Linked DNA regions of Homo sapiens: region 1 is linked to region 2. The links are chromatin loops, found by intact Hi-C in ENCODE. Cell type or tissue: PC-3. All regions are shown on one strand. Links, peaks and the distances in the headings refer to the core of each region. The heading gives the core; the rest is flanking DNA. Region 1 overlaps NME7 (NME/NM23 family member 7). Region 2 overlaps NME7 (NME/NM23 family member 7).

Evidence for each region. A loop is a pair of places that touch in the nucleus more often than their neighbours do. Peaks named below come from ENCODE experiments on the same cell type or tissue, not always from the same donor. Only the 100,000 strongest peaks of a DNase experiment are listed, where the experiment ranks them.
Region 1: it touches region 2 in a loop (5-fold over the local background); 2 of 110 quality-filtered maps call a loop at or near these places.

What each region holds. Positions count from the first base shown.
Region 1 is chr1:169,239,222-169,242,151 of GRCh38, forward strand. The region is part of intron 7 of NME7 (NME/NM23 family member 7); the gene reads right to left. Among named protein-coding and RNA genes, the nearest start is that of NME7, 130 kb to the right of the region's middle. In PC-3, for the core only: no CTCF peak of the experiment used is centred there; DNase peaks (open chromatin) are centred at 1,440 and 1,760; H3K4me3 peaks cover 794 bases; H3K27ac peaks cover 1,260 bases.
Region 2 is chr1:169,161,642-169,164,571 of GRCh38, forward strand. The region is part of intron 11 of NME7 (NME/NM23 family member 7); the gene reads right to left. Among named protein-coding and RNA genes, the nearest start is that of ATP1B1, 56 kb to the left of the region's middle. RefSeq lists an enhancer at 144-403. In PC-3, for the core only: no CTCF peak of the experiment used is centred there; DNase peaks (open chromatin) are centred at 430 and 1,610; H3K4me3 peaks cover 354 bases; H3K27ac peaks cover 1,951 bases.

The sequences.
Region 1 (2,930 bases), core at 248-2,747, 78 kb after region 2:
AAATCATTTAGAATGCTGATTGGAAAAAAATAGGCCATGATATATTTAAATATTTTCTCTCTTATTTTGAGCTTCAAAGCGTGGATGGCAGCAGTAGAGAAAGGAGGTAGTGAATATAAGATATTTTCACACAAGAAGCAATGGGATTAAACTGGATACAGAGTATGAAGATGAAAGAAGGATAAAAGATGATTTCAAGATTTTGAATCCAAGTGAATGGAAGAATGACAATACTTTTAAGAAGAAAACAAATAATGATGAAACCAAATTAATAAGGGGAAAGACACTGAATTATTTTGGACATAGAAACCCAAAACATACTAAATAGCATTTATAGAGTAGGAAACTGATCAGATCTTGAGGATGCAGCATATCCAATGGCTGAATGAGTAAAATAAACTCCCTGCACAAAATTAGTGACATGGGATTGCATACCAACAGATAGAGTTATAAAGACAGAATAAGAGGTACAGAGAGGTTAGAACTGAAATGATGCCAAGAGGCATTTGGAGACAGTACTTTATATAAAGAGCTGGAGAAGAATACATATTCAAGGCAAAAGGAACATTAAGCAAAGGTAAGGAGATGTAAAACACCATAGTTCTGGAATAAAAGTATCTTCATCTTACTGAATAATAGAGTGGAAAGGAAATGAGACAGAAGAGAAGGGAGCAGAGGTGGCAGAAGCCATGATAGAAGGACTTATGGACCATATACAGAGGTTTGGATTTTATCCTGTAGGCCAGAAGTTCTCAAACATTTTGGTCACATAGACCCTTTAGCTCTTAGATAGTACTGAAGACCTTTATATAGGTTATCTCTATCAATATTTATTATAATATAAGTTAAAGTGTGCTTATTCTCCTTTACTTGACAAGTGGTAGTTTCTTAGCCTTTATATAGGTTATCTCTATCCATATTTATTATGAGTTAAAACAAAATTTTAAAATATTTAAATATAACAAAAATCCTTTAAATGTTAACATAAATAACATTTTGTGAGGAAAATTATAATTTTTTAAAAATGTGATCTAAGCCAAAAGGTCAGGAAGAGATTATAGTATTTTTTTTAATTAGTGAGAAGAGAGATATTGTTTTACATTTTTTAAAAATCTCTTTAATGTCTCATTTAATAAAAGGCAGCTGGACTCTCACATTTACTTCAGCTTTCAATCTGTTGCCATATGTTGTTTTGGTTGGAGTATATTTAGTTGAAAAATAGTGGAATATTTTAATAATCTTTTACAATAACTGTGTATATTTTCCTTTACTTGATAAGTGGTAGCTTCTTAAAAGTTTGTTGCAATGTATAATCTAAAACCTTTATCAATAAACTTTTTTTTACCCTGTTACATTAAAATCCACTGGTCTATCTTGTATGTACTTCGAATGAAACTATGATATGACTCAGACATGATTTTTAATATCACACATTAATCATTTGGCAAATACCAGCTCACTGAGTTATGCAGATTTTCCAAATGCTGATTCATTTCATTATACGTCAAAAATCAATTAAAAATTTGTTAATATCATCACCAATTTCATCAGAATAGTCTTTCTATTCTGTTATACAATGTATTGGGAAGTTGTCAAACTGAAAGTGGTGAATACAGTTTTCCAAGGTTCTAAGTTTAGTTTTCCTTTGTAGTTTATCTTCACTTGGATTTTATCTTTGGCAAAGGCTATTGTCAGTTGTTTTCTTTGATATGATAGGCTTACTTAATTTGAAAGACAACGCCTGCCAAATACCCAAGTCTGAATAAGCACAATTTGTCTGTCAGTCATTCTTTCAAGTAAAAATGGTATTCCATAAAAGAAAAAGCATCTAATTGAGCTGACAGTGCAAACAATTGTGAATAGGATTACTCACAAATGCTTTTCCTTAAAACCATTATATGGAGCTTTATGTGTACTTCACATTACTTCACACAGAGTATTAAAAAGACCTATATTTGAGGATCAAAAAGTAATAAAATTATTTTTACTGCATCTAAGATATTCTTAACTAAGTATGGCTTTTTTTTCCCCCTGCAGATGCATGATGGTTAAAAATACAGTAACTACTAGCACAGTTTGGTGCCACTGCCTTGATTCGTTCTAAGGCAGTGGCAGTTTTGTTCACCATCGCTTTTGCACCATCAGTGCAAATGACAACACATTAAAAAAGGCAATTAAGTATGAAATCAGCTTTGGTCTTGCAGATCCATAAAAGGGTCTCATTAATGATAATAAAAAAATGATTACATATTAACCCTAATCTAAATATGAAATTTAATCTAATCTAAATATTAAACACTATGCTTCAATCAATATGAAAAGAAATTTATAATCTATATCTATTACAAATTCTAAGAATAAATAGGACAAGTTCACACGATATATAGGAAGATGCTCACCATAGAATTATTAGTAATAAAAAAATTTTAAGTTCTAAATAATAAAAAACAGGAAAAAGTTAGATAAAGAAGAATAAGTTCCTACAACTAACTTTTTACTCAGACTTTAAAAATCACATTTTCAAATATTATTTAATTGCATAGAAAAAAATTCAAAGTACAATGTTAGTGCAATTCAAAATTGTATACATAGGATAATTCCCAATTCACTTTATAAAACTAGTATTATCCTGATATTGAAATCATATGAAGACAGTACAAAAAACGAAACTACACTCCAATAGCCCTTATAAATATAAATATAAAAATACTTTTTAAAAAATTTTAAAACAATAATTTATTTACTTAATATGAGAAAGGGTCTTACTATGTTGACTAGCCTGGTCTTGAACTCCTAGGCTCAAACAATATTCCTGCCTCAGGCTCCTAAATATCTGGGATTACAGGCACATACCACTGTATCTGGCTAAACATAAAAATTATTTCCAAATGTTAAAATTTTAGAAATTTTATAATTTCCAATAAATTTTA
Region 2 (2,930 bases), core at 184-2,683:
TCACAGACTGGCTGTCTTCACTCATTCCTGGGTGTCAGCCAAGCTCACCATGAGAGGAACTTAGTCTATAGTTTAACCTGAAAACAAGAACTAACCCCTTCCTGGCTAGGGAACTGAAAACTGTCTTTGTAAAACTAATGAAAAGCCACAATATTAATATTATGGGAGGGGCCTGAATGCTGCTAAAATGTAGACCTAGGTTCTATAATGCTTTACTGCTCAGGGGTCATGTGGTCCAGAGGTCACAAGATTTGTGATCTCCCCAATTGATCCCATAGGTAACATCACTATCGTAAAACCTAAGATTGGTCTTTTGAGATGTTTTTTTTAGATATGCATTCCGGCAACCGATGGACCTCACCTTGACCCTGACTTATGACTCAACTGATCCTGTGGCCCCACCCAGAGGTAGACTCAGCACAAGAGGACCGTTTTCTACATCTCTATGATTTCATCCCCAGTCAGTCAGCAGTACACACTTCCTAGCCCTTGCCCACCAAATTGTCCATAAAAACCTTAACCTTTGATCCTTTGGGGAGACTGATTTGAGTAATAATTCCATCTCTTATGTGGGCGGCCTCTTGTCAATTAAAATGGTAACTTCAATACCACAGTCTTGGTGAACTGATTTTCTCTGTGCAGGGGGCAGGAAGAACCCGTTGGGCAATTAAACTTATACATACAATTAAATATTTTATATGCTTCTTAAAATTTTATAATCACAAAAGTGGTATCACCAAGTTACAGAACATTTAGAAAAAAAAAAACAGGAAAGACCTATGTTTTCATCATCCTATAAAATATTTGCTATACATAACTGTCTCCTGAAAGGTAAGCTCTGTGAAGATAAGAGCCACATGTATTCTGTTTACTGCTGTGTTCTCAGTGAAGTGTTTTAATGTTTAAAAAATATAAATACAGGCCAGGCATGGTGACTCTCACCTATAATCCCAAAACGGTGGGAGGCTAAGGCTGGAGAATTGCTCAAATCCAGGAGTTCAAGACCAGCCTGGGCAACACGATGAGACCCCATCTTTACAAAAAAAAAATTATTTGGGCATGGTCACACAGCCTATAGTCCTAGCCTCTCAGGAGGCTGAGGCAGGAGGATTGCTTGAGCCCAGGAGGTGAAAGCTGCAGTGAGCCATGATCACGACATTGCAATCCAGCCCAGGAGACAGGGTGAGACCTTGTCTCAAAATAATAATAATAATAAAAGTACCTAAATGAATGATTGACCTATCATTTTGGTATACAGAATTAAAATTTGAACATACTTGAATTTTCTACCATATACCCATTCAGCAACATTGAGGTTCTCAATTTTAGTACATGCAAAGTTTTGGTTGTTCCCGTAAGAGAAAATCAGAAAAAGAAGGTCCTTGGAAAAGACCACATGTTTAAAGGTAAAGTGAAAGGCAAAGAAGTAGATATTATTTTCCCCACATAACAATGATTCCCAAAGATGTTTTTCAACGAATCCTGGGGAAAGATGAAGGAAGCAAGGAGAAAGTAAAACTGCCTCTCACAAGTATCACTGGTGACATGAGATGACAACTAACACTGAAGTGGAGAAGAGGGGAGGCGTACACGAGGTTGAGTCATAACATCACAAAGGCATCATTCATTTTCATAGACAAGGGGGAGCCAACAAATGACATCTCGTATGAGTAACGTATGCCATACAGCAAAATAAATTTGCCAGTATCTTGTTAGAACTGTAGGTGGAAGCCATCTAGAAAAATTTCTGATGAGCAAAGGGATAAATGGATCAATTAAATTAGAATCTCTACTTGTTATCTTTAAAGGTGTTAAGGTCATGAAAGTCAAGGAAAAATTCAGAAACTGATCCAGATTGAAAGAGACTAAGGAGAAAACTAAATGCAATGCATGGTCCTGACCTGGATCCTTTTGCTAGCAAAGAACCTTATTGAGACAATTGGTGAAATCTGAGTGGAGTCTAAGGATTAGATGGTAGTAATAAATGAATGTTGATTTCCTTATTTGGATGCTTGTAATGTGATTATGTAAAAAAAAATGCCCTTTTATGTTAAAAATACACACTAAAGGATTCAGAAGTATGCACATAATGTTGATGACTTACTCTCAAATGTTCATAAAAAATTTATTGTACTGTACCTGCAACTTTTCTAAAAGTTTAAAGTTGTTTAAAAAAATTAGAATCTTGGCCAGGCGTGGTAGCTTACATCTGTAATCCCAGCACTTTGGGAAGCCAAGGCGGGCAGATCACAAGGTCAGGCGATCAAGACCATCCTGGCTAACATGGCAAAACCCTGTCTCTACTAAAAATACAAAAAATTAGCTGGGCGTGGTGGCATGCACCTGTAGTCCCAGCTACTCGGGAGGCTGAGGCAGGAGAATAGCTTGAACCCGGGAAGCAGAGGTTGCAGTGAGTCGAGACTGCACCACTGCACTCCAGCCTGGGCAACAGAGCGAGACTCTGTCTCAAAAAAAAAAAAAAAAAATTAGAATCTCTGGGGGTGAGTCTGGACGTCAGTATTTAGAAAACTGGCTAGGTGATTCTGATGTGCAACCAAGGCTAGGAAACACTGTTATAGAGTCTTCTCTATAAAGTGTGACATACTTTTTCACCGAGTGCAAAAAATACAATTTATTTAACTAAACTCTTCCTTCCTTTCTTTCAAAAATCACTTATTGAAGAGCTTTTATATGCCAGGCAAGAAAAAATCTCTTCCCTACTATGTGTACTCACAGTCTCACATGAGCAAACAGACACTGTGCTGTAATAGTAATAATAATAATAACTACTATCATTTGTTGAGCAATTACTATTTGCTAGGCACAATGATATTTGATAGGGCAGGTACTGTTATCTTCGTTTTACAGAGTGAGGAAACCTACGCATAGTGAGATGAGTAACTTGCCCAGGAGTACAGAGCTATTTTGAC